Regions from separate parts of the Mus musculus genome. Here region 1 is linked to region 2. A link is a loop called in an ENCODE intact Hi-C map of the cell type or tissue named here. Cell type or tissue: heart. All regions are shown on one strand. Each heading gives the region's core, and the rest is flanking DNA. Links, peaks and the distances in the headings are about the cores only. Region 1 overlaps Tmem156 (transmembrane protein 156). Region 2 overlaps Klhl5 (kelch-like 5).

The links. Hi-C counts contacts between places; a loop is a spot of excess contacts. Peaks named below come from ENCODE experiments on the same cell type or tissue, not always from the same donor. Only the 100,000 strongest peaks of a DNase experiment are listed, where the experiment ranks them.
Region 1: it touches region 2 in a loop (2.2-fold over the local background); 1 of 42 quality-filtered maps calls a loop at or near these places.

The regions. Positions count from the first base shown.
Region 1 is chr5:65,065,834-65,082,214 of GRCm38, forward strand. It overlaps Tmem156 (transmembrane protein 156), which reads right to left. Exons shown (of 6, transcript NM_001370814.1): 2 at 14,089-14,358; 3 at 9,730-9,990; 4 at 7,918-8,037; 5 at 6,409-6,492. Among named protein-coding and RNA genes, the nearest start is that of Tmem156, 18 kb to the right of the region's middle. In heart, for the core only: CTCF peaks have their summits at 9,021 and 10,423 (motif pointing right); no DNase peak of the experiment used is centred there; H3K27me3 peaks cover 240 bases.
Region 2 is chr5:65,150,247-65,166,627 of GRCm38, forward strand. Klhl5 (kelch-like 5) reads left to right here. Exons shown (of 11, transcript NM_175174.4): 6 at 5,809-5,995; 7 at 8,538-8,762; 8 at 10,796-10,958; 9 at 12,544-12,756; 10 at 14,285-14,456. Among named protein-coding and RNA genes, the nearest start is that of Klhl5, 27 kb to the left of the region's middle. In heart, for the core only: CTCF peaks have their summits at 6,801 (motif pointing right) and 8,021; DNase peaks (open chromatin) are centred at 6,785, 7,365 and 7,835; H3K27ac peaks cover 1,129 bases.

The DNA of each region.
Region 1 (16,381 bases), core at 4,672-12,671, 83 kb before region 2:
GAGACCAGGTCTTCCCCAAGATCAGAGAGACTCTAACCGCCTCAAAGCAGCAGTCACGTGGGACTGTAGGTACCATGAAGGAGCTGTGACTGGCCTTTGGTATATAGCCAGCAAGAAGCCAAGGTCTTCAGTATGAAGGAAATTCTGCCAGGCATGAATATGGAAGCAGGGTTTTTAGATAAGAATACAGCATAATCAACATTTTAGTTTAGCATTGGTTGTCTCTGAGCTAAGCCATCCTCAGCTAAGGAGTGCTCAAACTTCCAACTCACAGAAGCAGAGATAACTCACATGTATTGTGTTAAGCCACTGTTTGGGATAATTGGTTACACCACAGAAACTAATATATCGACCAATAGTGTGTTAGCCTGAACTTCACCAGAGGCAATGATTACAAATTCTTGGGCTCTGTCTAAGATCTATTAGATTTGAATCACCCTTCCCAGAAGCCTGGGATCCTGGATGTTCTAGACTTCCAACTTGACTTGGGTTACATGAAAGCTTTCAGAATAAATTTTCTGTGCAAATAATTGCTTAGACAACCCTTAGACAAGACATGTTGGGCAGCCTTCTGCAATTTGAGATTTGAAGACCGCTCTTAAAGGTTATATCAAAGGAGCCTACTCATAAAATGAAATAAATATCAAGGAGAATTAGTAAAGTTCTTCTGACTGGAGAGCTAGCTGCTCAGCGTCAGCTTGTAGATTCAGTTTGTGGATGTTTTACAGCAGAGAATAACCATAATGTGGTATCAAAAGCTATTACCTGTCAAAATAATGGCTGGTCTGGAATATTCTCTAGTGTTACAATATTTTTGGTTTCTCCTGGTATCCAAAGACATGCAACTCATATGCTAATTGCAAAGCTTCTAAGACTTGATTTAAAAAACACCCGAAGTCAAGTGTATGTCATTTTAATACCTTCTTCAGCATAGCTAAGACAAGTGAAATTGTTTCCTATCACGCTACACTGGAAAATAGAGTTTCTCTCAAATACTATGAATTCACCAATGCTCATAAAGGCAACAAGGGCTGTCAGGAATATTTGGAAACATCACAAACGTCTTTTCAAGAATTTGTCAATTCTCTCTCCCAAACATTTGACATTTTTCAGGAAGCTCCAAAGAGCTTTTAAAAATTAAAAAGAACCCCAGTGCGGATTTCAGCCTGGCTGAATCTCACAAACAGGACGGATTTCCAGCAGTAGAAATAAAGCCTATCACACTGCCTGTGACCATGTCCAGGCTGCCCTGCATGCAATGCTTCAACTTCTTTTCAAAGAGATTTCTATCGAAGTTCAAAGGTCTTTTGCATCTAGGACATCTGGGCTCTAACCTCATTTCATCCTTCCAAGGTAATTTTGTGTTCTCGCCGTGTAACCTGCCAGGGGGTTTCACATCACTTTACTGCTTGTGGGTTTTCTGTCCAAGATCAGTTTGTCTCCCACAGGGGAAAATATCTACACCTCATGTTTGGAAAGCCTGTTTTCCCCACCAACTATTTTATGTTCTTGTCTCCAAACTACTACTTGTTCAGTATATACATACCTACATACATGCATACATACATACATACACACACACACACACACACACACACACACACACACATATATGGTACATGTAAATATGTTCATATTCTACATGAAATGAGTTTGGGGTGAGTGCTTGTGTATGTGTGTAGGTGCATGGATGTGCATGCACAAGTGAACATGTATGTACACATGTAGAAACCAGAGGTGCCATTTCTTCTCAGGTCCTGTCCTCCTTGTGCTGCTGTTTTGAAATGGGGTCTCTCACTGGCCTTGGGGCTCACCCAAGTAAGCTAGGCTCCCTGACCAGTGAGCCCGAGATCTACCTGTCTCTGGCTATTCTTGAATTCAGGTCCTCCTACTTGCAAACAATCGACTGACTTAATTTGTCTTGGAAAGTGTTGGTTAAGCCCAGATCATAAGACAAAGTCAGGGTTAGAGAGAAAGGGGATGCACACAGTGGGTAGCAATGGAGGCAAAGGGTTTAGGCAGGGACCATCTGAGCAAAGATGGAGGACATGTTCGAAGCATATTTTTGCCATCCCTTTCTTTCAGAGCTAGTATAAATAGCTGTCACATAAAGACATTCAGTGAATGCCTAGAATAAATCATTCTATTCCAGCTGTGGACTCTTCACACTTATGAATTCCTTCCTGCCAAGAAAGAGCCATCCTTTGCATTTTCAGCTAGTCTATAACCAAGCAGATAGCTATAACCTTCCCTGTTTTATGAACCCAACCTGCATTTTAAGAGTCATCAATATTATGGGTAATAGTTAAGCAAGTAAAAATTAGGATTTCATGTTATCTTGCTTAGTTGCAAAACATCTGGCACCAGTCATTTATCTTCTCTTCTGCGGGAAATTGAAACCTGCATAGTCTTTATTAGCCTGGTCATAAACATGCTGGCAGCTATAACTTTACATTGCCATTAGTTTTATTTGGGGATACTATGAATTGGGCCATCCGCCTACTTTTGACATTCGCTAAGCCTCTTTCACAATAAAAGTCAATTTTCTCTTCTCTGCATTACCTTAGGACCCGCCCACGTTAACTGCAGGAAAGAAAATGCTCTCAACCAGTGCTAACCTGTCTCTTCTGAGAACTCATTGGGTCGCAGAAGCTGCTACAGCTTTTTAGAGGGAGCAGGTTTCATCTCCATTTCCAGGGTTAGATGTAAAAAGCAAGAAGAGTTTTGATATGAGCCAGCCTGATCCCCAGGTCCTCGTTCCCGTTGAAAACTGTCTTCAGACTACACTGTTTGGGCAGAATTGATTGAATGAACCCTGACTCTAGAAACTACCTATAAATCAGTAACTTCAACCAAGTATCACAAAATCCCATTGTCTTCGCTTTGTGTGCCTTCAGCGGCTTTGACCAGTAAACCAGTTACTTAAACTCTCTTAGATTCCATTTTCTCGCTAGCAGAAAAATTAAAGTAATTAAGTAAGTTGATGTGTGTCAAAGAACAGCACAGAGACCAGGACTTGATTCAACAAGGGTTTCCCTTATCCTAAGACAACCCGGAGCAGATTCTCTGTACCTGCTGGGGCCCTGTGCAGGAGGCGCCGTGCCTGAGGCACCCGTGTTTGCTGGGATCCTTGGCAGGTAGTGCTGCAGTGTTCAGTACAGAGAGTTAAAGACGGAGAGCTTTGGGTTGGGACGGTTTCACCATTGGGCAAGATATTGGAATGACACCTTCTCCCGCTCAACAGCTGGAGCGAGTGGAAACACTGATATCAGAGACCTGATGCAGGATTCCACAAAGGCTGCCCAGCACGCAAGTGGATGTCTCCCGTTCATCTCAAGAACACGGAAGGCAGTGGCTGGAGAGATGGCGCAGTGATTCAGAGTCCTTGCTACTCTGCATGTTCGTTTTCACCTTTCCCATTCTTAAGAATAAGATTTTAATTTTAAAGTTTATATTTTATTTTATTTATTTATTTATTTATTTATTTATTTATTTATTTATTTATTGAGACTGGATCTTACTATGTAGCCCCGACTTTCCTGGAACTCACTATGTAGACCAGTCTGGCCTCAGACTCACTGCGATCAGCTCGTCTCTGCCTCCCGAGTGCTGAGGTTAAAGGTGTGGGCTATTACACCAGGCAGGATTCCTGTCTTGCTCACCTCCGCTTTCCTATGCCTCTCTCTCCCTAGGGCTGTGCTGGCCTACCAAAAGCTATGCTACCATGAGGAACACAAGGATGGGTAAAAGGAAGTCATCACTCAGGTGACGATGATAACTGAGTGAATAAGAAAGTAAGAAAATTAATACCAAGAAGACAACATGATCCGCCCTGTTTCTCGGGCATGGAGGAGAATATCAGGGCCCACTTCCTCCACGCGGCTCTAACATGTATCAGGCTCAGGAAGGATCCGGTGAGCTCTCCTTGTTTCTTTTTTTGGAGGGTGGACATTTTGAGGATGGATGAGTCTCCCTACGCAGTGGGCGCCCGTGTGACAATACTAGTATTGTCGTTCATGAGCCACAGAGTCACTCTGGAGTGCGTGGCTGGCACCCACACCTGACTGTTGAATGCGGCGCACAGGCATTTGCTTTTTCCATTCCCTTTCTTTACCTCATGCTGCCGCATTACCAGAGATTCAGACCGGCAGGCTTTTCTCCCTTACCTCTCCCTGCTGCCTGTAATCCATCATTACAAAGAGCAGCCTTAAAAACAGCGCTCAGGGGAGACGTGATTTTCTTTCCATTTCTCTCAGAAAGAGCAACTTAGAATGGTGGTAGCGGTGAGGTGGTGCGGTTAGGTTAAAGGAATATAAATAAAAAGGAATCCACCTCTCTCCTTTTGAAGATGTTAAGCCTTAAAAGGATTGCTGGTCTTTTTTAAAAGGTCATCACCCTGGCTCTGCACCGAACATTAAAACGATATGCCTGGTAGTAAAGCCAGGGGCCTTTTATTGAGAACCATTGAGGGAAGGCAGACCTGAGACAGGCTTTTTTGGATGCAGGAAAGCCACGGGCTCATAAATATAACTTGTGAGGCTCATCTTGTGGCTAGCCGGGACTTAAAATTTGTGACTTCTCCAATTATATGAGGTGACAAGGGAACAACTGACTTGTTCTCAGACAAGACTGCTGTGCTCAAAATTATGGCCAGGAAACAGAAATGGCCAAGCTTCCTTAGGTAACTACAAAACTCGGCAGAGTTGGGTTAAACCATTCCTGGGGTAGAGCAGGTATACTAGATAAGCGAACCGACAGATAGACAGACGGACAAATCATCATTACCTCCCTTTAGGAATCGGTTTTTCTCCTTAAAACCATACTATGGGTTGTTTTTTAAATATGTTATTAATTAAACAAAATTTTCATGAACCACACAAAATTTCTATTAACTTGATCCATATGTAGCCGACACTAAATATTGTTTAACTAATGCTAAGTAACCATACATGGCTTAATAACTTGCTAATACCAACTAGGAAGTCTGGATTATTTAAAATTAGGTCTTTAGGCGCACACAGTCTAATTTTTCCCAGACTAAGGGTCTGGGTGACTGCTTGTTTCAGTAGCTAACAAAAGCGTTAGGCACATGATCCCCCCGGGAAAGGCTGGCTGGGTCTCTAGGTGGCTGCTGTTGCCCTGCAGTAGAAGACAGGGCGTTGTCCAGTTTCCTGTCGTTTTTTTTAAAAAAAGAGTTTACACAGCAGACCTGAAGCCTCCTTTTGTATCTTCTCACAAGTGCAAAGGAGCTGTCCACCCACTGGAGACAAAGAATATCAGTAAACATCACTCAATTCTGTGACTTTTTAAAGAGTTCAAAATATTCCTTCTTGACAGGCATATAAGCATAATCCTACTACTCGGGGGCCTGAGGCAGGAGAACTATAATTCTTGAGGGCCAGCCTGGGCTATGTAGTAAGTCCTTCTCTCTCTCTCTCTCTCTCTCTCTCTCTCTCTCTCTCTCTCTCTCTCTCCACACACACACACACACACACACACACACACACACACACAGAGGAGGGGGAGGGGGAGAGGGAGAAAGAGAGACTGGAAGAGATTAAAATGGAAACTAAACAAAAGCCAGACCGTGTAACAAACCTTTAAGCCCAGGTACTCAGGAGGCTGAGGCAGGAGGATCACAGGTATGAGGACCATCTCAGCTATAAATTAGCAATTTAATGGGATCTTGTCTCAAAATTTAGAAAGAGGGGATGGACACAGCCTCAGCTGTGTAGAGTGCTTGCCTAATATGCTCCAGGCCCTAGATTGGATTTCCAGTTTTTTAAAAATCATTTCTTTTCTGTGAAGGAAAAGGACATCCCCCTGTCCATATCATAGTCTCTCTTTATAATGTGACTTGACAGCAGGAATTCAGGAGGCCACACAGTCAGAAAGAGATGAGACTGGAGCCAGAGCATCTGTGCCCACGGCCTTCTTAGCTGCTCTAATTAGGATCCCCTTAGTCCCTCCCGGTTTCTCCGGAGAGGACAGGGGGCTTTTTAATTGAGGCTATTAGGAGTTCTCTTTATACAAAGACACCCCGTGAAGTGAAGGCTCCGGCAGAGGCTCTGCCCACTCTACAATTACTTCATGCAATTCTGAGAAATAATGGTATCTTGTCTCATTTAAAAATAAACCCCAGGCGTGTTCCCTATGGCTTTCTCTCCCCTGCCTACTCACAGGAGTTTCTTCTTGCCAATTAGGCAAACTTTCCATTATTTAGGGAGGTGGCTTTGATCATGACTGTCCCCTGATAATGAGAAATACTAAGCTGGATTCTATTTGCCCACAGTTCCTTTATTCCAGTCCCAAGGCTACTGAAAATGAACTCCGATCTTGAGCTTGCTCTGAACTGATACAGCAGCTTTGGGAATCTCCTGTCCTAGCCGTAGGCTGCCGCAGACTCACCTGGAATAACCCTCATGCTCAAAGTGCTCAGCTTCACAGAGCCACCTCCTCTTAAGAGACCAGATGTAGATTTGTACTTATGACCTGTTCCAAGAAAAGAAATTAAACATTTAGATGACAAACAAGCACATTAGCTGTGGTGGTCCATGCCTCTAATCCCAGCACTTGGGAGGCTGAGGCAGGAGGATACTGATTGAAGTCAGCCTGGACTACATAGTAAGACCCCAGTGCCCCTCCCTTACAAAATCACATTCTTGCTGTCTTCTTGGTTCTGGTTTAAAGGGTTATCAAGGAGTTCCAAAAGGGGTCTGGAGCAACAAGACACTGAAGGACTTTTACCATTAAGTCCTCTCTCATTAACAAACACGAGGGCCTGTTGGTTGCAAGTCTTTAACCTTAGCACAGCCCCGGGAGGAAGAGGCAGATATATCTCTGTGAGTTCCAGGCCAGCCAGAGCTACGTACTGAGTCCCTGTCTCAAACAAACAAACAAACAAACCACAAAACAATAACGACAACAAAAACCCACAGACTCTTTCTAAAGTGATGGTTTCTCCACTACCATAAATATCATTATGGCCCGTCTGCTCATGAAAAGTATCAACCCTTATTTATAAAATACTACTTTTATCTACGTTGATATGATATGTAGAGTATCTAGGAAACATTTCAGATTAATGTGTAATGGCATGAGTATTGTGATTTTTTTTCCATGACTTTATATGCTTAGACTTGTAAGAAAAACCTTTGAAAGCCATCAAATTTGTCATCTGGATAGGTATTTGAAAGAATTTAATGTACTGGGTAATGTAATGGGTACCGTAATGGGTAATGTCCCACTACCCATGTCTTTCTAGGCATTTTTCTACCTTGTATCTTTCTTTCTTAATTGTATTCACATAGAAAAAGAGTTCAAGAAACATAGAACTATGAAAATTATTTTCAAATAACATACACTTATTTAAAATAAAGATTTCAATGCCTATAAAATACCAAGTCTTTATACTGTAATTTTGTTAATTGTGCAGCTTTGGACGAAACCATGAACTTTTCTGAGTTTGGTCATTTTTTTCCCCTTTTCATGCACAAAACGAAAATCATAGTACTGTTTACATATTGTTCTGGTTTCATTCTGGGGCTATGACAAATACCAAAACCGGAGGCAACTTGGGGTAGGGACTTATTTGTCTTACACTTCCTGGTAACAGTCTAGCACTGAGGGAAGTCAGGGCAGTCCTGATCACTCTTATTCTGCATGCTGCTCCCTCCACCTGGGAACTCCCTTCACAGCCAGGAAGCACAGCAGGCTGCTGCTTGCTAGCTGACTCGAAGACTGATACTTTCTTAGAGTGTCTAGAACCAGCATTTACACATAGTAGGTACACAATAAGTGGCCATCTGAACTAAAAAGAAAATCAGGGGGCAAACAGGTATTTGTATGTGTTTTCCTGGGCAAAGGAATGCCCTCACAGAGACAGTCCTTGCAACGCGTTTATTTCTTAGTACTTACTCTGCCATCTCCGCACTTTCCTGTGGTCTTCAAGTATTTTGTGGATAATAAAGATGATGCTTAGCATAAAAACTAATAGCACTAAAATGTACCAAGTGATCTTCATGGAACAAGTGACAGCTATAAAAATTAAAAATATATATATATTAAACACTATAAACCAATAAAGGACTAGTTAGCTAGTTAGCAGGCTTAAGTACTCAACAACACACAGTTCTATCATCCCTATAGCTTACAGGAAGCACGGACAGAACCAACCACTGGTTTCTGTCTTTTGACCTCTACTCGTGTGCTATGGCAGACATGTGTGTGCGCATGCACACACACACACACTCTACACAATGAGATAGTACCTCAGATAAGAGGCAATATTGTGGCACATGCCTTTAATGGTGAAGGCGTTTGCAGCCTTAACTGGAACAGGGTCCCTTGCTCCCCTGAATGTCTTTCCACTATATGAAATAAAGCTACTAAATGAGGAAATTGGCCAAGTGGCTCCCAGGGATCCATTCAATTCAAACCCCTAGCATTTAATTTCACTTCCAGGTGATGCCAATACCAATGTTCTTATTGTACATCAAGAGTGCCACAGGGCAGTGGCACTAGAGTCAGAGCTGTGTGCCATTAATCATCTTGGTCGTAGCCCCCCCAAATATGCCCTCAAATTAACAAAGGCCCAGCCGGCGCCCTGGAGGTGGGGCAACAGTGTGAACGCTGGTGCAGACAGAGGACCCCGCTGACCTGGATGGGTGGCCAGAGAGATGAAGGATCAAATCCTGATCTGCCAGGTAAAGGCTGGTACATGCAGTTTGGATAGAAAATATCCCCAGAGACTCGTGTGAAGGAACATTTGGGGAGGCTGCACCTTCTATATCTATGTTTGCTGAAAACATAATTTTAAAAAATAATTACCTTTAATATGGCTAAGCTTTAGAAAAGCATTCTAAAGTAATGGGAAAACGCCCATATTCTTGGAGCACCAAAATGTCTAGGGAAGAGTCCCCCATGGCACTAGCAGCTCCAGGAGGCACGGTTTACAGGTGATTGCATTCTCTAGTTTTCTGGTCCTCTGTCTCTGGGCTCCCGTCCCAGCACAGGGCTTGACATCCAGAGGGCGCTCGCTGAAGGGATGTACCATAAGGTGCTTTCTAATAATAGACTTTATGGTGAGGTGGGGCACAGTGCTTAGCAAAAAGTATTAACTGTGGGGCTCAGAACAGGGTGTTAGGGACTTAATCAGCCTTGAACAGACTTTACATACATCCGACCTTCTTACCCCTCAGAAGCAACCGGTGACACCCCCCCCCCCAGGTGCCTAATCCACACAACATCACATCAGAAAACTCTCCTCACCTGGGCTGTGTCAGCTCTGAGAGAGGATGGGTTGAACTGGCTAAAAGCCAACTTTAATCCTCTCTGGATACTTACCTTTAAAAAAAAAAAAAAAAAACCTCCCACCTTTGAATTCTGAGGTTTGTCGGCTGTTCATCAAGCACAGATACCAGACATACTACAGCTCTCCTAGGACAGAATCTTTCTAGTGTCCCTTTCTAGTGTCCCAAGTCATGTCTCTCACAACCCAGACATACCACCTCTATCTCCGATTATGGTTGAGTCCCATAAAAATACATTTTGATAGGAAAACTAAATACATAGAAAGGTTAATACCCTTTCAGGTTGCATTGTTTCAGCAACAAAATTCTTCAGCAACTCAACTTCCGGTGACATTTGGTTAATGTCACAGCTCTTTCTTAATGTTTTTGTATAGATACCAAAGTTCTCCCATTCCCTCTAACCTCCTTTCAAACTTACGTTTTACATCCGTTTCTAGGCGCAAGAAAATGTGAGCACAATTGTTCGTACTTTTCATAAATCTACAAGTGTGGTTGAGAGACTTTTTCCTGGCCAGATCTTCATCGACAGCTGAGGCTTTTCCAGGACGGGTTTCGGGAGTGCAGGTAGTGTTGTCTTCCTTCACAGGGTCAGCTATAAGAGCGGCGGTGATGTTAAAATACTGACAGGGTGAGGACAAATCACTTGCCGTCACTTCCATTGATCCCCTCATGACAAGACCTACAGCGAGGTTGAGAACCGGTTATTTGCAGAGTGGTGATATCTAATAAGAAAACATAATTCAGAGCTAAGTATCACTGGACATAGTTATGATGTCCCTAACCCTCGGGATGCTGATGGAGGACAGTACCAGACCACCCAGGGTTACAGTGCAAGGCCTTGCCTCAAAAACCAAACCAAACCAAAACAACAACAACACAAACGATCACAAGCAACCAACCAAAGACCCAAATCTCTTAAAATAGAAAAAGAAGCTATGGACATAATTATCACATTTGTAACTTTAAAATTGTTGCTTTCCTTGGCTTACAGAAACACCACCTTAGTCACTTCCTTCATCCTCACATGGTATTTCCATGTGTGTGTTTTTCCATGTCGACATATTGGCATAGTGTGTATACATAGTGTGTAAGCTAATGTGTGTGCCTACATGTACACCTGTAGGGGGCAGACATGAACCTTTGTTATTTTGCAGGAATCTGGAGCTTGCTGGTTGGCTAAACTGGCTGATCATCAAGTCCCGAGAATCCTTCCACTTCCCCATTACAGGGACTATAAGTGTATGTTACACACACAGCTTTTCATTCTGGTTCTGGGGATCTAACTTGTGTCCTTTTTCTTGGCTGGGGAGCACTTTAAAAAGGAGTACCTCCCTAGCCCAAAGGTCTCCTTTTTAAAAGGACATCAGTCCTACTGAGCTAGGTTCCAGGACAGTGATCTCATCTTAAGAAAATTATATGTACCACAATCTTATTCCAGATGTCACAGCCTCAGTGTTGAAGAAGGTTAATACTTCAACATATTAAAATTTGAGAGGATACATTTCAGTCTACACCACATGTTATCCCAAAATTTTACTGATTTCCCACAAATAGGGGGATTTAGCTCCCTCCCCATAGAGTACTGGAGAGTTAGACTGGTTTCTCCTTGTGGGCATGTAAATGAAACTTTTCTATTAAAGATTTAAAGGAGACATAGTTGGCTCTCTGTTTTTAAAGAACTTTGTAAAGCTACGGTCTCAGGGAAAAAACAAAATTCCTCCCCAGTCAGCAGTTTTCTAAGATCAAAGTATGACCTCAAAGTTGCATCCCCGTCTCAGTTATCAGCAGTTCTCAGCTGCATTGCTTTAAGTTAGCCAGCAGCAGGATGCAAGGCTAAGCACCCTGGCCACTCCCAGTGAGGCGCAGAACACCTTGGAGTTAGTAATAAAAACCCAGTGAGATTCCTGGAGGGCATACTTGCTTGTTTGATTAAGGCTGGCTACACCCCCTTCTGTAAAAGCAAACCTTTTTGCCTTGCTGAAATACTTTGAATATTGTGGTCATTTTCTCAAGACTCCAGACCTAATTTTAAGATAGTCAAGTGCAGAAGAAAGAAAAAAAAAATGGCATTGTATCACCAAGCAGGAAAAGGTGAAGTAGTTCCACTTGGTCCTTTGGGATACAAAGACCAGATTCTTGAGTCACCGTGAAAAGGCCCACTTTATGGCTAACTTGCTGCAAGATTCTTGGGACTTGAATGAAAGTGGAAAGACAACGTAAAAGACACCATCCACAGGGCGTGTTGGTGCACGCCTTTAATCCCAGCACTCAGGAGGCAGGGGCAGGCGGATTTCTGAGTTCGAGGCCAGCCTGGTCTACAGAGTGAGTTCCAGGACAGCCAGGGCTACACAGAGAAACCCTGTCTCGAAAAAAAAAAACAAACAAACAAAAGACACCATCCAGAGAGGGAAGAGCCAGCCTATGGGATGGGAGGAAAGATTCACAGGGTATAGCTGATAAACGGGCATATCCAGGACATGTAAGGAATTCCCATCGAGGAAGGAGGAGTACGGAGAAAAACAGACAACCTGATTTTAAAATGGGCAAATATCAGGTATGATGGTAATGCCTGCTGTCTCAGCTACTCCAGAGGCTGAGGCAGGAGGATTGCTGGATACTAGGAGTTGGAGGCCATCATGGGTAGCATAAGAAAACCGTGTCTCAGAACAAACAATCCCGCACAGAACCTGAACAGATTCTTACATCTGTTAAAAGATCCATGTCCTGTGGGTGGATGCAAACATCCAATGGGCGTAGGCAAACATGTTCAACATCACTTGTCATCATAAAAATGCAAGTTTGCGCCATGATCAGAATCGAACTGACTCCTGTCAGGGTGCCCCATGTGGAGAAGATGAATAAAGAATGCTGTTGAGAGTGGGGGTAATGTGGGTCCTTGTTCTGATAGTGGGATAGACACTACCGCCCAGTCAGCTTGGGAAATAGTTAACAAGTTCCTCAAAGACTGAGCGGTCTAATCTCACTTACTCCAACAATCTCACCTTCTGGCATCCAAAAGTGCCGAAATCAGACTCTCAAAGACGTATCCCCACAGTTCACAATAACTGAAATAGGGAAACCACCTGAATGTCTGCTGACTGGCAAATGCCTAAAGAAAACAGGGTCTGGAGAGATGACTCAGCAGTTAAGAGATGACTCAGCAGTTAAGAGGCCGCACTGCTTTTCCAGAGCACCCTGTTCAATTCCCAGCACCTACATGGCAGCTCACATGTAGTTCCCTCTGCAACTCCAGTCCCAGGGGACCCAATGCCCTCTTCTGGCCTCTGTGGCCACTGCAGACACATGGTGCACAGATACAAGCAAACACACACACACACACACACACACACACACACACACACACACACACACACTAGAACTAAATAAATCTTTAGTTACCAGGGGATTGTTGTGTTTCAAGCCACTGTTGGTGTGGTGATTTGTTACACGGCCAGGATGACGACCACATTTCAAAGCCCTGTTCACGTATGTCTGAGGCGACAGAGCAGTGATGGCTGCCAACCACCTGCTTTTAAAATGCTTCCTAGCCTTCCATTATCACAGAGGCACTGCCCCAACTCGTTTTCTGTAGATTCGGGGCAAAAATCTAAAGATGGTTATAAAACTACAGGAATAACAATTATGTCCAAAGCAATGCCAAGGAATCTTGACCTTATTCTCAAAGAATGAAAAAAAAAAAAAAAGTTCAGTGACTAGTGATACAGGAGCACCTCTGCTAAATAAAGGATGACTGTGATGGTGGTGGTGATGGTGGTGGTGACGAAGATGGTGGTGGTGATGGTGATGATGATGATATTGAGGCTTGAGGCTACCAGCATATTCCACAATTTGTGAATGAACTGCCTGGTTCACAAGAGGCCCACTGGAGAGACAGAAGACAGCTCATACCCGGTGGGTGACTGCTAAGCATTTACTTAGAAGTGTTGTTTGTTTGTTTTTAATTTTATTCTAAACAATCACTCTCTGGAGAGAACACACAGCTGACCTTTTAGCTAGCAAATACATGTGAATTACACTGGCATCCGGATAGATTTTATGAATTTTGTTTTCAATAGGTTAAACTAAAACTCATCAAGTTTACAAAGCCCTGTGAAAGCACTCATTAGAAGCCACACCACTGTGTCCCCAGTGTCACCAGAGGTTAAACCAGAATGCTTGGGGGCCAGGGTGCAGTGTACTCTGTCAAGCACAGGCATTTGAAGGTCAGGAGACAACCTTGGGTGTCTTTCCTCAGGTGCCGTTTGACTTCTGTTTGAGACAGGGTCAGTCATTGGCCTAGAGCTCCACCCAGTAGCATATGCCATATGTCCAGTGAGCTTCCAGAGACCTGCCTGTCTCTGCTTCCCACTTGGCACCTCTGGGATTACAAGCAGGCTCTCCGGTATGCCAGCTTTTTCTTTTCTTTAATATTTATTTGGTATTTATTGTGCATCTATGTGCATGCATGTACACACCAGTCCAGTGCCCCCAGAGGCCAGAAGAGTGTGTCGGATTCCCCAGCCCTGGAGTAACAGCTAGGTGTGAGCTGCTCCACGTGGATGCTGGTCCTCTGAAAGAGATGCTGAGCCATCCCTCCAGCCACAGCACCCAGTGTTTATGTGGGTTCTAGAGTTAGAACTCAGTTCTTTACACTGTAAGGCAAAAAGCACTTTACCCACTGAGCTAGCTCTCCAGCCCTGGAATGGTTGCTTTCCCCCACCCCCAAGAACAACTTAATTTAGTCTTGGTAAATGTCAGTCTATTCCTTTGTGTTTACCTTTTGATGTTTGTTCCTGAGAAGTGAAATCCACATCTCCTTTGGATTCACAAACCAAACACAAGGAACACATCGGCAATCTACTTGTGATGCCTCGGCAAATCTCAGCGAAGCTTTGGAAACTGGAGTGATTTGGAGAGATTCCCATAATAGTCTGTATTTCCTCTGCCGGTTGCAGAAAAGCCACAGAAGAAAAATTGAAAGAAGAAAGCGGAGAGGTGAAATTAGGCAGGAAACACACTTCCAGACAGGAGAGCTCACGGGTTCTTTCTGCAGAGAAACAAAACAAAACTCGTTAGCTAGCTGCGGATTCCTGAGTTTTTGACATTTGAATAAACACAGAGTAAGCTCTTCGTAGTTCCTCGGCAGAGGATGGCTAGTCCTTGACAAGGCTTTGTTTTCACATGAGTTAGTATCTACTCCTTTTAAGCATTTCTTTTTTTTAAACTTGTCAACATTCCGTGTTAGTTTTCAGAGAACAAATACCCATGTAGAGAAGTGATTAGAGACAGTAGCCATCCCTGCTTCTGGAAATTTTCAAAGGATGTGTGTGTGTGTGTGTGTGTGTGTGTGTGTGTGTGTGTGTGCGCGCGCGCGCATGCATGTGTGCATGCACCTGCATGTATATGTGTGCATGTGTGTGTGTGATATATGTCACGTGTGCATCTGTGGAGGTCAGAAGAATGCGTGGGAACCCTTGGAACTGGAGTTAGAGCACCCTGACATGGGCACTGGGAACTGAACTTGGGTCCTCTACAAGAACAGTAAGTATGCTTGACCACCGGCCAATCTCTCCAGCCGCTGGGGAAAAATTAACAGATAAATCTTAGGTTTGTCTGAATCGATCTATGTTCAAAAAGTCAATTGCATGGATCTGAAGAAAAGATACCAAAACCTGGACAGCATTTCTGTGTCTGTTTCCTAAGTCTGCTAGAAAGGAGTACCACAACCTTGGTCATTCGGAAGAAGAGTGGGTGGCCAGAAGTTCAGTGTTAATGTCAGTAGTTAGAAATCCTGAAGTGTCTAAGCGTTAGGGAATCTAGAAGAGTCTTCTTCTCCTGGTAGCTGCCTGTGTACCTTGGCTTATGCATACCACCATCTCTATAGTCACAGTACTTTCTCCTCTGTCTCTGCTTTCTACTCTCCCAGCTCTATTGCTCTGTCAAAGCTCCCTCTGTAGAGTCAGCGGTCTCTAGAAAGACAAACTGATAGAATAAGTGAAATATATATATATATAATATATAATATATAATTCACACACACACATATATAATTTGTATACATGTGTGTATATGTATGTGTACATATATGGATATGTATGATTATTAGAGTAGCTTATAGGCTGCAGTCCAGCTAGACCAACAGTGTCTGTTTACTGATGGGGAGTCTAAGAATCCAGCAGTTGTTCAGTCTACAAGGATGGCGTCTCAGTGGATCTTCAGTATTTGCTGGAATTCCCAAAAGAGTAGGCTCTAATGAAGGAATGGACTTGCCGGAAAGAGTGAGAGCAAGTAGACAAAGAGATGTTGCCATAGGCGATTATTCTCTACTCAAATCACTGTGTGGCATGGCATAAGTTCCTCCCTACCTGCCCCAGTGTTCTGAGTTCCTGAATGGAAGACACATAAACACAGCCTTCTATTTTAATATGCCCTAAACAGCTCAATGACTGGGCCACTCTCAAACTTCCACCTTGCTAACGCCTCCCCTCCAATACTCCCGAGTTATTACTTACTAAAATCTATATTCCATCTTTGCTACTGTAGACCCAATCAGGGACCCCTGGGGCCGCTCTTCCCCGGTCTTACATGATTGGTGTGTTCTCTCTTCTGCAGCTCTCAAGCCTGGATCTTTCTTGGCCTGGTGATTCTAAATCCTCCTTCCTCTCCCAGTCCCCTAGCCCCAAAATCCTAAAGTACCTCCTCTGTCTCCCTGCCCAGTCATTGACCTCTGACAACTTTATTTACCAATCAAAGCCAACTAGAGCTGGGGACCCTTGGTGTCTTACCTGTGAGGAATCTCGTGCAATTTTGGGAACCCAGTTAAAATAATACAAGAGTTAAACCAAATCCACCACTAAGAGACTTGACTGTTTTGTTCCCAGTCATGGGTGAGCGGTTCCTTCCTATCATGGGTTTCTACCTTACTACAATGAACTGTCTAAAACGCAGGCCCTTTGGTCAGGAGAGATGGCTCAGCTGTTAAGAGCACTGGCCACTCTTCTGAAGGGCCCACAGCATCTACATGGTGGCTCGCAACCATCTCTAATTCCCCTTCCAGGGCACCCAACATC
Region 2 (16,381 bases), core at 3,362-11,361:
CAAACAAGGTGAGGTTACAAAGTGCTAAGCAGAGGTCATGCTAGGAGAGGGAGCAAGATGTGAAAACAACCAGGGACCCAAAGATCAAAACAACAACAACTGGCAGAGAACCAGAGTGGCCCTCCTTACATGTCATGTGATCTGCATCTTGTACTAGCCATCAGAGGTGGCTGGGGGAGGAGGGTGGGTTCCAGGAAAGAGGCCAGATTGCACACTGCTGGGAAGCATACACTATGGAAGGTAAAGAACACTTACTCGACTGGAGCTCAAAAATAAAGAGGGCAAAGTTAGGCGATCAGGCTAGAGAAGGACTTTAACCAGATTGTTAACCAGAACCTTTCAGCATGCCAAGGAGTTTGCACTTTATCCTAAAAGCAACGAGGAGGGTAGAGGAAGGGTTTATCATAGGAATGGCATAATGTAACTCTGTTTGGCGAGAACACTATAAGTGCACTGCGGAGAATCAGGGTCAACACTAGAAACCCATTAGAAAGGTGTTCAGCCAGGCGAAGTAGACACTCAGGCAGTGCCAGAGAGAAGTGACCAGAAACTGACGAAACTGAATGACTGGGTTAGAAGGGCCCAGAGTCACCCTGTGTGTGGAATGTGGTTAGAAGGTGAAGTCATTCGAGACAAAGAATTCAGTATGAGGGATAGCATGTAGTGTGGGAAGGGGAATGGAGAACCATTTTCCCAAAATTGCTTGGCACCTTAAATCTTAAATCCTCACGATATTAAGAGGAAAAATGGAAAAACTTACCAGCATGTTGAAACCCAAAGCAAAAGAATGATTCTGGCCAGGGAGAATGGAAAAGTACCAGGGATGGGCTGTGGGAAACGTAAAGTTCTGTGGCCGTTAGCAACCTACCAAAGGATGAGAGAGTTACTTACTACAACTCCATCCCATGTCTGAGGAGGAGGAAGTGTTATTGTCATCAGGTGCTACACAGAAGACAGACAAGGAGGGGACTCTGGTAGGTTAGCCTAGTGGTTCTTGAATTGTAGGATCGACATCACCTGTGAACGGTTTGAATTACAAATAATAACTAGACCTCATCTCAGAACTCTGTGAGATGGGCCCTAAAGACCACGGACTTGAGGGCCCATCAGATTTAAGACCCTGTCCATGATAAGGGAGCAGTAGTAATGCAGGAGCAAATATGATTGAGTTGGCTACAGTGCCCCGCACAATGTCAATAGTTACTTGGCCTCTGAGCTCTGAGCTGTTTTCCTTTCTTAAAATGATAATAGTAGGTTGCACTATGTAACACTTTTACTCTGTTGCCGCTGCCCCCCCCCCCATCCACCTTTGGTAACTTCCAATATGAATAGAATACAATGTATTTAGATGACTACTCCCTCCCTCTCCTCAAGGGACACATAGGCACAGGCATGGGCTCACACCCCACCCCACCCCCACTCAGGCACACACACACAGAGAGAGAGAGAGAGAGAGAGAGAGAGAGAGAGAGAGAGAGAGAGAGAGAGAGAGAGAGAGAGAAGAGCTTCATGGGTGTCTACTGTGCTCCACATAGCTGTAGAAAACTGACTGTGCCTCCCTCGGTGGCTGTCACCTGCCTAAAGCCCCTCCGCTAAGGGGAGAGCCTCCTGGGCTGCCCCTCTGTCCATGCTGGAGTACTGACCGGCTGGCGCTTGAGCTTGTGCAGGTCTTGTGCAGGCAGCCACAGCTGTGCTAGCTTTTGAGTGCAAAGGCCCTGCCTTGTCCGCACCTCACTATTTTGTGGCAATCTCCCCTCAGCCCTGGCTTTTATAATCTCTCTGGCCCCCTTCCACAGTGTTCCCTGAGTCATGGGGGAGGGGTGTAACAGATTTCCCAGGGGTGTTATAGATTTTCCAGTTAGGGGTGAGTTCCTTTGAGTTCTAGGGGTTTGGATTTGGATTTTTATGATAAAAGTGAAAAACAGAATTACACAATTAATTACCAAGTAGAATTCTGAAGTTAGTTTCTGTATGTTTTACATATAAAAAAATAACAATTATTAAAATTGTCAAATGCCTGTCAGGTAATTAATGACTATTTTTAGAACTGAGACCAGGTATAACCTAGAGAATTTACACTTGTGGAATCATGTTTTCCCCATATAAATGAGATTTTTATCATATTAGACAAAGCACTTTGAGCCCTAGCTAGAAGGGACTCAGCTTCCAAGTATTCATTTATTATAGTGCCACCAACAGCAGACATTGTAAGTGATGGAAGGGGTGATATGTATATTTATGACATGCTACCCAAGTGATCTTCTTACACTTTTTAATTTACTACTCATGTGTGGATCTGTCGTGTGTGGGGGAGGGGCACATGGCACAGTGTGCACGTGGAGGTCAGAGGACAGCTTCACGAGGTGTGTTCTCTCCTACCTTTACATAGGCTCCAGGGTTGGAACTCAGCTCACCAGACTTGCACAGCAAGGACCTTGCTCACTCAGCCATCTCATCAACCCCGAAATGATCTTTTTAAAAATGATTTTGCTTATGTGTGTGTGTGTGCACACACATGTATGTGCCGTGTATATTTGTTTGTATGTATGCACATGTCTCTGCAGATGCACATGCATGAATGTGTGAGTGCATGCAGAGACCAGGGGTCGACATCAGTTGCCTTTTTCGACCACTTTCTACCTTTCCTGAGGATCTCTTATTGAATCAGAACTTCATCATTATGACTAGACCACCTGGCCAGCGAGCAGCCACCTGTGTCCTGCCCACCCAGTGCTGAAGTCACCGATGCATGCCTTGGTACCTGGCTTTTGTGGGGGAACTGGAGGTTTGAATTCAAGTTCATACGTGTGTAGCAGGCATTTTACCAGCGAAGCCATCCCCAGACTCCTAAGTGATTGATCATTTTACGTGACTTTCCAAAGACACTGGGTAATCAAAAAGGAAGTGTTTGTGGCCATTTTATTTTACTCTTGGGTGGAGTTCTACTGAAAATTGACTCAAATTCAAGAAGAAAGAAGTACTCGAGTCAGTGATGCTACAGGGAAGACACACTTTCTCTGCAGTGTGGATGAGCCAGTCTGTGTGTGTGAGGGGACAGTTTTAGAGACCTGAGTCATGAGAAGCAAATGCAGGAATGAAGATAAGAGTCTGCACAGCCAACACGTCTGTCTCTGCAAATACCTCTATTTTAATAATTTGCCACTGTTTATGGCAGACATTTGGAATTCATATAAATGCAAGATATATTAGAATCAATATTTTATAGTTTAGCCTATCATAATAATTTCCTGAACAATAACAAACCTGCTACACTAATACTTGATTAATGTTGTTCTTGAATTAATTGCTTTATAATTTTTCTAGTCTCACTTCTTTACTTAAATATAACTAATCTCATTTTTAATAAACTACAGAACTTACCAGCCTGTTAAGAAATATGTTTTACTTCATATTGAAGTTACTATATGATCTCCTGAGACATTACTTCCTATATTTTATCTCACATTTATTTTTATTTAGAAAGCACTGGGGTAATTGTATCAAAAGTAATACAAACAGTAACATTAATCTAAATAAGCCAGCTCAATGCATACCCACTAATGACTTCTGTGGTAAGTTTGTTTGTGAGCATGGGGAAAGAAGAGGCCCAAGTCACGAGACTGTGTCTTACTGGGAGGACTTTGCCTTTGGCTTATGATGCATGCTTACCAAATGCCACAGCTTTTTGTTTTTGTTTTTAAATGGTAACCTTTATCGGAAACTTTGGCTCTCTTCAGTTATCAATGCCTGGACATATTCCCAGAATTATTAGCTATTAAAGAAATGCAGAGTAAAACCCACTTTCTACTTACCCAGCTGGCTACAATGGGCTTGGTTGGTGAGGGTGTGTGGGAACAGAAACCTCCCAGGGTGCTAGTGCAATGAAAGTGTGGTAGAGATGTTTGGAAATGCAGTTCGGAGGTTTCCTATAAGTTAAGGGTAATTTTACCTAGTTATCTACCCAAGAGAAATCAAAATATGTCCACACAGTTGTGTGATGTGCACACAACTTTCTTAGCACCTATAGTTGTTCCACACAGGAAGCAAACGAAGTATCCATCAGTTGCTGGATGGAGAGTAAAACAGAGCCAACCACAAGAATTGAATAATAATTCAACAGCAAAGAAGCAAGACTGAAACATGCTGCACCATGGACAAACCTAGAGAATATGCTGAATAAAATAAGCAAGACATGGAGGGCATGTTGGTTTTGTTTACATGAAATACACAGACAAGACGAATCTGTATGAGTAAATTAATGTTCGGGACAGGAAGTGGCATGGGTGTGGCAGTTAACAGAATCGGGGCTCTGAGATCTGCCTCAGGTGAAAGACTCCAAACCTTTCCATTTGAGGCACTTACTAAACATCATCTAACTGGATCAAGCCTGATGTGTATCCTCTGCTTATACGGTAATGGGCGTGTGCTGTGCTTTAAAGGATCTACACCATGGACAGGGAAATTTTTCCCAAGAACAACAACAAAAGAACAATTACCAGGTACTCATCAAGGGAGTCATTGCATCACTAGCTACAAAGGAAAAAAATTATATGCTCTTATCAATAGATATGTGAAAAATATTTGAGGAAAAATTGGTAGCAGTTCTTAATTTGAACACTAAAGCAGGGAGAGAAGGAGGCAGCTTAAATAAAGATGGATCACACAGTGCACACTGTAGCAACTACTGTCTGCAATACAAGCACCAATACCACCTAACTCCAGCCAGAAGCAAAGGGGCTCTACTTTATCCAGCTATTTACCACTACATTGAAGGTTTGGGCAATATAATGCCATAAACTGAAAGAGTTGATGTCCACTCAGAAGAGATGTCAAAGTCTCCCTACTTGATGATGGGCGAATGCATAACAGCTAGAGCTAAGGAGTGTGGTAAAGTGCCAGGTTAATACAAGCTCCAGTCATCATGAGATTTGTTTTTCTTCTCCAGCAAAACATAAGAAAGAAAGAAAGAAAGAAAGAAAGAAAGAAAGAAAGAAAGAAAGAAAGAAAGGAAGGAAGGAAGAGAAGAGAAGAGAAGGAAGAAGGAGAGAGAAAGTTTTTTTTAAAAAACAGAAAAAATAAAATGGCAATAAAAATAATTACATATATAAGAATAGATTTAACAAAATGAAGGGAAAGACAGTAAAGAAAGTGATACAAGTGAGAAGGCTCCTTGAACAGAAAGACCTAATATCACAAAATGTGTATTCTCCATAACTAATAAAAGAACTTAGCACCATTCACACCAGAAAGCCAAGAAAATAAAGATAACTAGATGACTCTGTCTTAAACCAACATGGAAAACTAGACCTCAAATAGCCAAGAAAACTGTGAAACTTGATGAGAGGGAGACCAAAATATCAGATTTCAGAGCATGCAGTAAAGACACCAATAATCTGGGGCAGCTCTTGCCTATAGCCTCAGCACCTGTGAGCCCAAGTTCAGAGTCAGCCTGGGACACATAAGAGTTCAAAGCCAATATGAGTTCCTACATCAGAAACAACAGAAACCGGGCAGGGGAGGGTGATAAATGTCTTTCATCCCTGCACTCATGAGGCAGGGGCACTCATGAGCCCATGGTGGTGATTGCTGCCTGCAATTTCACTGTGTGAGATACTGAAGCAGGAGAATCAGGGGGCCATGGCTAGCCTGCTGTACATCATGGATTCTGGACCAACCAGGGCCACATAGTAAGACCCTGTCTCAAAAATGAAGTAAAATCCTAGAAATAAACAGACCAGCAAAATGCAGTAGTGAACTAAAAAGTATATTTACATGTCTTCATTGTCTGTATACCCTGCTCTCTTCTAGTTCCTGGCAGACATGGAAAACAATGCACTTTTCCGGGATGACATTGAATGTCAGAAACTCATCATGGAAGCAATGAAGTACCATTTATTACCTGAGAGACGACCCATGTTGCAGAGTCCTCGGACAAAGCCTCGCAAGTCAACTGTTGGAACGTTATTTGCAGTTGGAGGGATGGATTCAACAAAGGGTATTGGGAGATCGTTGATCTAAAGGAACAGAGGGTAACCAGTAACACTACCAAGAGGCCCGGTGGAGAAGTGACTGGTTGAGGGACAAGGACAGGAAAAGATGAGACCAGAAAGCACCTTAGTGGCAGAAAATATTCAAGGCATGGTAAGAGGCAGATCAAAAGGTAGAGAAGACATCTTGTTGGGAGTTTCCATTGAGTTTAAGTAACTTGAGCATCATAGTAAGTAATTACTGTAAAAGAAGCTAACGTCAAATCAGAGTCTCCGTGAGTTCACAGAGACACAGATGGAAAGGAAAGCTGTTTCTTTCATGGTGCCAACTGATAGAGACAGATGAGATTAGGAAGAGGTAACTAGCTACTTTAGGCTAGGGATCTAGCTCAGTAAGAACACTTCACTCCACATAGATGACTTTTAAAAAGAATCGTTTTCTCTGAGGAAGATCTGCTGAAATATTTAGGGCCACGGGGTCATCATTTCTGTGATTTTTACTCTTAAACAATTAAGAAAAGATTCATGAATACATACATACATATATAGAAATGAAAGCTAAACACAAATATTTGAGTTACAAACTTGGATTCTGTGAACAGTTGTTCCTAGAGGTTGAAGACCATGCATGGTGCTATTGGCTGTCAGTTGTTATGGGGCCTTTCTGTACACCTGACCTCTGCCCATCCTCCTGCAGTGGTGCCTGCAACCCTGACAGAAGTCACACAGTCTCAGCTCATCCTGGTTCTGCTCTCAGCCCTGTTCCAGCCCCGTCTAATGTGCACCATAGGCATGCAGTGCCTGTGGGAGCCAGAAGAGGGCAGTAGATCCTGCACCCTCCCTATGCTCCCAGTCATTCTGTGGGTGCTAGGAATTGAAGCTAGGCGCTCTTAACCACTGTGCTGTCTCTCCACACACACCCACAAACTTATAGATGCATATTTGTATTACTAGTTTAGATTCTTAAATTTTGGCTTTCCAGTTTATAACAGAAGTCTACAAAAAACAAAAAAAAAAAACAAAAAAAGCTTGAAAATTCATCAATGGAAAAAGATTTTTGTTTGATGGAAGGCGATTTTTTATTTTATTTTATGGACACTTTAAAGTCATGGTTGGAGTGAAGAATCAAACAAATCCATACAATCTTGATACTTTACACACATGTATATAATCTGAATGAATAAAATATCATTATTGCCATATATTACAAAGAAAGGCTATGCAAAGTAAAAAGTATTTTTAAACCAGCTAGTGTTTAGAAGGGATTGATTCTGTGTAGTTCTGGGAGAATACAAGATGGAACGGGAGTTGGTGTCAGTCTCAAAAGCCTTAGCCTGTGTAGGGTAAGTAAACACAGCGCCGGGTGTGGAGCCAGCCGGACGGTCTGGTTTTAGGTTCAACAGTAGTAGCTCTGATGCTGATTTTACAAGCCTGAGGAGTAAGTGTCCACTGCGACTGCAGTCCTTTATAATGCTAGAACAGGCTGGTAAATTATCAGCTTAGAAAAAGACTCGATCTCTACGGAAGTGCGAGTTAGATTTTTTTTTAAGTGAGATACTTTCTTTCACTTTTTCCTAAATCTCTGCTGTTGCTGTTCCACATCTTGAAAGAGAGCAAAAGAGCTCTGGAATTTTCCATGGTAAACCCCATGGGTAGTAACTCCCTTCACTTCCGGCAGAATGGTTCCCAGGCGACCTTTGTCCTTCCTCCTTGCCGTGCCCCCTCCCTTGCGTGGTGTCAGCCCCACTCCGCCCGTTTTGTTGTTACTGTTCTTTCTTCCAGAACCTCACATAATAATTGTCTCCCTTATCTCCTGGGTCAGCGGTTTCCTTCCCCTAGACCTTTCCATTGACTTCTATAAACAACCCAACAATCCGATCCCAAAAGGGAGACAGCCTCCCTCAGCTTGTCCAAGAACCCTGTCTGCACTGTGGCCAGCCTTCTCAGAATGATCCCCTGTGGCTCCCTCCCTGCACTTCCGCCAATTGCTGAGCGTCTTCCTGGCCTCTTTGAACAAAGAACGTCCCCTGCTGGATGTTTTAATGCTGGGCCTGGAGTATGCCAGGGAGAATGATGGGAGAAAAGGTCATGGCACAGGCGAGGGCCGTACTGCAGGGGCTTCATAAGATAGCATAAAAGTATTGCTGTCGATGCTCGAAGAAACCTTTATACTTTGGGGCTAGGGAGATGACTCCACTGTTAAAGTGCTTCTCCATGCAAGCAAGAGGACCTGAGTTCAAATCCCCAGAAACCATATACACAGCTGGCACACTTGTGTGATCCCAGGGCTGGGGAGGCAGACAGGTGGATTGCTGGAGCCCCTCGCCAGCCAGCCTAGCCAGAACAGTGAGTTCTGGTTCAGGGAGACCCCTCTGGAAAAACAAAGTGGAGAGCGACAAAGGAATACACCAGACACCAACCTCTGCCCACCATATGCACGCGCGCGCGCACACACACAACACACACACACACAAGATAAATTCTACTTCTGTGTCTGTAACATAGCCGGGGTGGATCTTGTAGTCTCCTAACTTCTGTGTTATTGTTCAGGAGCAACAAGCATTGAGAAGTATGACCTCCGTACAAATATGTGGACTCCTGTGGCAAACATGAATGGGAGGAGGCTCCAATTCGGCGTCGCAGTCTTAGATGACAAACTGTACGTGGTCGGAGGGCGAGACGGACTGAAGACTCTGAACACCGTAGAGTGCTACAACCCCAAAACAAAAACCTGGAGTGTGATGCCACCTATGTCCACACACAGGCACGGGCTCGGTAAGTGCGTCTGCTCGCCTGCTTGGAAGCCATGTATCAGGATGCCACACGTTGTTCCCTTCTGTACCAGGCGGGAGGCCTGTGTGTGGGCTCAGTCAGCATCAGTTCCCAAGCATCCCTCATCCCTGAGGGGCAGAAACCAGAACACGAGCACTTACATAAATGGAGCTCATACACGGGAAAGCATGCCGCTGTGACAAGCCATGCTCTTACCTTTATGCTCCGTGTTAGCAGTTGAATTTAGATAGCCTAGTTAAAGGCTCATTAAAACTAGCACTTTAACTTCTATATTATATGAAAAACAATTATGGTAATGTGTGTGTGTGTGTGTGTGTGTGTGTGTGAGAGAGAGAGAGAGAGAGAGAGAGAGAGAGAGAGAGAGAGAGAGACAGGCATTTCTTTTCATTCTCTGTTTTATGTATGTGGGTGTTTACCTGAATGTATTATGGACACCATTGGTATGCAGTGCAGGCTGTTAGAAACCCAGTAACCAGAGTTACAAATGGATGTTAGCTGCCATGTGCTTTTATAGGTAAATTGTATAATCTGAACTTAGAAGATGAACTAATTAAGAAGTTTTCATCTCTTCACGTATGGGAATTACATGGGCGCCTCATTTAGGAGTGGTTTTCCCTGCTGAGCTGTATTTTCAGGTCTGCCATTCAAGAGGTTGGACTAAATGAGCCCTTCATCTAGGCCCTTGATGAATGATAAGTTATCTATATAAAATTAGGTATATTCTGTAAAACTTGTAATATGTACAAACTTAAATCTGTGTAAATATATTTTGCGTGTGTGTGTGTGTGTGTGTGTGTGTGTGTGTTCAATAGCCAGTACTGTTGGCACAGTGTATAACAAGTGAATAATATGCTATTTTGGGTCACATATGAGTGGTGGCTATTTTATCCAACTTGGCCAAGATTGATGGGTTTGAATTACAGAGGTCTTTTTGCCACAATCATGTCAGACCTCTTCTTAAGATCCTCTGCTTGGGGACTGGAGAGATGGCTCAGTGGTTAAGAACGCTGACTGCTCTTCCAGAGGTCCTGAGTTCAAATCCCAGCAACCACATGGTGGCTCACAGCCATCTGTAATGGGATCTGATGCCTTCTTCTGGTGTGTCTGAAATAAATAAATCTTTTTTTTTAAATCCTCTACTTAAGCAGATGTGGTGACACACAGCTGTAGTTCCAGCACTTGGAAGCAGAGGAAGGAGGGTTATAAGGTTGAGAGCAGCCTAGTTTACATAGGGAGAACCTGTCTCAAAACAAACAAACAAACAAACAAAAACCCCAAGAAATCCTTGACTGACTCCACCCCACTCAGAATAAAATCTAAAGTCCTGATGAGGGATACGGTGAGAGAATGTTATTTCTGACTCCCTTGTCTTCTGGCCCCTCCCTGTCAGTTACCTGCTCAGCCACATAGGCAACATGGGTTCCCCAGCAGGCCATTGCTGGGCCTCCTCTTCCTCTGTGCGTGGTCGATAATGGCACTCATGCTTCTACTGAGGTGTCATTCAGGTCCCTGGCTCTCTCTGCCCTTGCTTCCGTTGCTCTATTGTTTAAGCTGGCACACACCTGATGTCCTGTAAAACAAACAGTATTGATCCACGCAAGCGTGGCCCTTATCTGATGTTCTATGGAGTGCCTACTAAATAGAATCTTATCGTAAACTAAGATGTTTGCTCACTCTGTTCCTTGATGATGATACCCATAAATACAAGGCTGTGGTACCCAACTTAGCTGCAGTAAAACCCAGGATTCCAGAGTCCTACAGGAAAAGAATGGAAGTCTGGGGATTGAAGGTCTTAGAAATGGTGGCACATACAAACGTTCCACTGTGTGCCTCAGAATACTGTCTCCAATGTTCAGGAAAAGAATCACAGTGCTGGTTCGGCCCCATCTGCCTCAGAAGAGCCCTGAGGGAGCGCAGTGGCTTTCGCCTACATTGTTGATTGGTTATGATTGCGTGTTTCAGACTTACTGTACTCCCATTCTGACTAGTCCCTCCCTCTCGCTGGTCCACTTTAGGCGTGGCTGTACTAGAAGGCCCCATGTATGCAGTCGGAGGGCACGACGGCTGGAGCTACCTGAATACTGTGGAGCGATGGGACCCTCAGGCCCGCCAGTGGAATTTTGTTGCCACTATGTCCACCCCCAGGAGCACAGTAGGCGTGGCGGTACTAAGTGGAAAGTAAGAAGATATTTGAAGTTCTATTTCAGTCACGATAAGCCAGATTTATTATTGCTGGAGGAGTTCTTTGCATGAGTTAACAAAGCCTTTCCTTTAACCTCTGTCCATAACAGCCTCACTGCTCGTAGCTAAGGAACCACACATGCTACCCAATATAAATACCCAATATTAATTGAACAGCAACAGTGGTTTAAATACCTTCCAAGTTATATGCTCTTTTGAAAGTACTACAGTGGGCAGGGAGATGTTTGCAGTTAAAGCGTTTGCTGAATAAACCTGAGGACCACAGTTAGGTCTGGAAAACCCATGCAAATATCTAATGGGTATGGCAGCCCACCTGTCATTCCAGCCTGGAAAGACAGAGTCAGGGCATCGCCAGAGCAAGCCGCCTAGCAAAGCCAGCCTTATCCAGGAGCTCAGGGTTTGATTGAGACGCCTGCCGTGCCGGATAAGGTAGAGGCAATGGAGGGTGATATGTGACAGCAGCCCAGGCTCCACATGTGCATATGTACACATGTATTCGTACCCACAAACCCATGTGCCCACACCCATGCAAAGTATGTATATGCATATATATGAAAAATGAAAACATTGATACATGCATTTAAAAATTAAAGTATTGTAGACTCTCAGGGCTGTGATATCTCCCCCCCACCTCTCTCTCTCTGTGCTCTGATCTCTCAATGCTGTGGTCTCTCTCTCTCTCAGTACTGTGATCTCTCAGTACTGTGACACACACACTCTCTCTCTCTCTCTCTCTCTCTCTGTATGTGTGTGCACATGTGTGTGTGCACGTGTGTGTGCACATGCATGCATGCATGCTATGGTCTCTCAGAGCTGTGATCTCTCAGTGCCTTCCTAAAGATCCTCTCCATCATTTTCACGGAGTCACCTTTACGTTTGTGTCTCTTCTTTCTTATCTTGGTGACTGGTGGCCGCAGCATGGCTTTAAGAAAACCCGCTTACTTATGCTTTGTCTGCTGTCAGTGCTCGAATTTGTATAGAGTCCTCACTCACAGTTCTCAATTGGATGAGGACAAAATACAGACCTTTTCACCTTTCTGTCCAACCCTTGATGGCTCTAATTAATTTCTTTGTTTCATGGTGTTCATGTTATCACTTACAGATAGAGGGAGGAAGGAAGGTTGAATTGTGATATAAGGGAAATGGTGGGTAGAGTGGCCACGGATTCTTAATTCAAAGGCAGAGGCAGAACACTTGAGTTTGAAGCAAGGCTGGTCTATATAATGGGTTCTAAGACTCTTTCAGAGGCTACATAGTAAGACCCTGGCTCATAAAAACAAAAAAAGAAAAAAGAAAAATAGAAAGTAATTTCTGCCTAAGCTCTTATTTCCTCAGGCCCACGTGCTAAGTCCTTTGTGTTAGTGTTTGTTGTAAAGGCCTGATCGACACAGACGTGGAAATTGTTTTAGATAGCTATAGCAGGTATCGTTCCATCTTCTATCCTAGTGCCATCAGCATGCTACATCACCAATGGCATTTAAAGTCAGCGAACTGTCACAGCAATAGCCTGTTGACCCCAGCACTGTGCCTTCTTTGTCACCTCTTTTGTTCCTTTTTCCAGACTCTATGCAGTTGGTGGTCGCGATGGGAGCTCTTGCCTCAAGTCAGTAGAATGCTTTGACCCTCATACCAATAAATGGACACTGTGTGCCCAGATGTCAAAACGAAGAGGCGGAGTAGGAGTCACAACCTGGAACGGGCTGCTGTATGCCATTGGGGGACACGACGCTCCCACATCCAATTTGACCTCCAGGCTCTCAGACTGTGTGGAGAGGTAATTTCCTGTGGAGGAAAGCGAAGAGCAAACCAAAACAAAATAGTTTCCCACCCTTCCAGCCAAAGTCATAAGACTAGTGAGTGTCCATCAGTGTGGTCTCCACACAGTCCTGCCAACACTGGGCTGTCTTCTCTGGCTGGCTCTCTCCCGGACTGCCAGCCGTGCACTGAGATTCCTGGATCTCACATATTCCCTCGGGATGGAGCCTGGAATGCATGCACTGGACAAGTATTTAGTGTTCTGCTGTTTAGTACTGGATTCTGCCTTCCCGGAAATGTAAAGGAGCTTGGTGAATCTCAGAAAGAAGGCATTGGGGCTGGAAGCAAAGGACAGGGCCATGGCTGGCCCATTTTGATATACAATGAAATAATAGAAAATGATAAAGAAAAATGACAAGTTCCTACACGGCTTAAAGGCTTAACCAAGTCGTACTTACTGGTCGTAAGAAATGCAGCTTTTAGGCCAAGTAGAGGACCTAACAGCAGTGAGGATTGTGCTGGCAGGTCAAGTCTTCATTTTTTTTTATTTAGTTTAAGGACAAGAGAGAATTTAATGCATTTTACAGGAAGCATCACTATAATCATGTGTGAACACTCCAAAACAGAAAAAAAAATATGGTTCACATGGGACATACAGGGCAACTGTGTGGCCAGAGAACCAAGCGTGACAGGGCGAGCTCTGGAGAGGAGCCGGTGGGTGTGGGGGAGGAGGTCGCACAGAGTGGCGGGTCAGTGGCGAGGGTTTTAGATCTGAAAGAGGAAAAGGAAATCAGTGAGTCCCAGAGAGGGAGAATGGATCCAACTGTTTAAGGTTGGAGTGCTTTACTTAGAGAACTAAGTGACAAGAAGGCAGGCAGACTTAACCCAGGCTCTGATGATGCTCAGCAGTCTCTAAGGGCAGGCAGACATGGTGCTGCTGCAGAGGCGGCTAAGCTACAGCTGCATCTCATCTTAGTGAGGAGAAGGTAATTACAGCTCTGCTCCAGTTAGGATCCAGGAAGGAAATCCAGGAGTCTTTAGTGTGATTAATTACACCAAGAAAAGACAGGTGCGCGCACACGCACGCACGCACGCACGCGCACGCGCACGCACACACACACGCACACACACACACACACACACACACACACACACCCTCAAAAGCAATCTAGCATGTTGGCACAAACTATCTACCCTTTAAACAACACCATTGAGCAGTTGTAGTTTTAAAAGAGGAAGAGAAAGTAGATAGCTACCATATTTGAGAATTCAAGTCACCTTGTACAGAGCTTTGCCCACATTTTCAGTGTGGACACTGAAGCCTTGACAGTTTATAGATGCTGAGTTCTTTAGTGTGCTATATCTATTAAATGAAGCTATAACAACATAAGCTAGGTGGTTTTTAGGAAAATACAGATCTTTTTCTCTAAAATGTGTTCAGCATATTTATATCAGAGGTGAGACTGAGGCTAGACTTGCAGGACAAATGTTTGCACACAAAACATTTCAGGAGCAATATCAGCTCGAGTTGTAAACTTTTCTTTCAGATATGACCCCAAAACAGACGTGTGGACAGCAGTGGCATCCATGAGCGTTAGCAGAGACGCGGTGGGCGTGTGTCTACTTGGTGACAAGCTGTATGCTGTCGGGGGTTATGACGGACAGACCTACCTGAACATAGTGGAGGCTTACGACCCCCAGACCAACGAATGGACCCAGGTAGCCGTCCCCTTTCTCCTCGTCTCACCTCTCTTATCCTGAAGACGTCTTTCCATAAGACGCTCTCAGCTTTACCCAACACTGGTGGGCATCACACAAACGTGGGGGCCGAGGGACTCAGCTGTTAAGAGAGAACACTTGATGCTCTTGCAGAGGACCCACGTTTGGTTCTCAGCACTTGAACGGAGCCTCACAACATCCTCTAAGTCCAGGGGACCTGATGCCCTCTTCTGGACTGCACACACATGCATGTACATACATACAGGCAAACATTCACACACATAAAATAAAAACAAACTCGTCTTTTTAATGAGATAAAGTTGCCTCTTGACTAAATATTAAAAACCAAGATGCAGTGTCTGATTTTATACAAAAATCCAAATTCCTTTGAAGTATAAATTAAAATTAAAATATGCAGAGAAATCATGAACCACCATTAGTTTGGTGAGAGGCTGTTTTGGCAGTCAGTGTACAAGATGTACAAGATGTAGAGCTGACAGGATGGACGACAGAGGGCTGTACCAAGGGGAGGGGGATTATAAAAAATAAGCAAGGATAGTCATCAGGAAGACCTGGACAGTTCACCCATACAAAATACTCAGGATTTGGGAGGATATTAAATTCCTGTTATTATTTAATAAACATGACAAACCTAATTTCATTAATAAGTAAGAACTCAGTGTGGCAAGCTTACTAGCTTCTAGCTGAGCACGTCTCTTTCTGGGAAGGACCATCTTTTGGGGAGAGCAATGGTGGCAGAAGCATCCAGCAGCCCGTCACACTGAGTCTGAGGTTAGGGAGTACAGGACAATAAAGATTGGTGCCTGTCTTAGACAGACGGAGACGCTGAGTCCTCAAAGCCCGACTCCTAGTGACACACTTCCTTAACAAGACCACATCTCCTAATTCTTCTAAAAAGCTTTTCAATTTGGGACCAAGCATGAAAACATCTGAGCCTGTGGGGACCATTGCTATGCAAACACCACAGAGCCCCACTCCCTCTCCCTTTTTACTTCAGTCCAGGACCCAAACCTAAGGACTGAGCCTGCCCACATTTAGGGTGGGTCTCAGGAAGTGCCCTCACAGACACAGGCAGAGGTATTTCCTACTTGACTGTAAAATCCAGTAAAAACAAAGATGAAGATTAGCTGCAAAGCAGCCTGGGGAAAGGACGACAGTAAGAGTATAAAAGGAGCGTCTTACGTTTAACAGAGAGCATAGACTAAAAGGATTTCAGTCGTGTGGCCCCAGTCTTATTTCTTCAGTGGATGAGACAACTCAGCGGAAGGTTGATGCTCAGAGAACGATCACTGACCCAAATCATGGCCACGCAAATTAAAGCAAGCTTTTTTCCACTAATGTATTTTTTTCACTTTACATCCCAATATCAGCCCCCGATCTCCTCCCAGTCCCCCCCCCCCACACACACACAGCTCCTCCCTCCATGCCCCCTTCGCCTTCTCCTCTAACAAGGGGGAGCCCTCCCCCCCAGCCCCCCCCCCGTAGGTATCACTCCACCCTGGCACATCATGTTACTGCAGGACTAGGTGCATTCTCTCCCACTGGGGCAGACAAGGCAGCACACTTAGGGGAATGGGATCCACAGGCAGGAACAGAGTCAGGGACAGCCCCCTCTCCAGTTGTTGGAGGGGCCACATAAAGACCAAGGCGCACATCTGCTACATACGTAGGTCCAGCCCAAAAGCAAGCTTTTTTATTTGTGTAAAACACATGGGTTGTCTCTCCCTATTGCAGGGTTAGAGATCAGCCTTGGACACGGGGAAGATGAGAGGGTTATAGTTCAGGACTAGGGGTTCCCAAATGGGTCTGGCAGGCAAATAGGCAGGGTTATGGAAGCAGAACATGGGCAGAGATTTAATCATAAACAGGAACGAGCCTAGCTTGTCTTTATGTAAGGCAGTAAT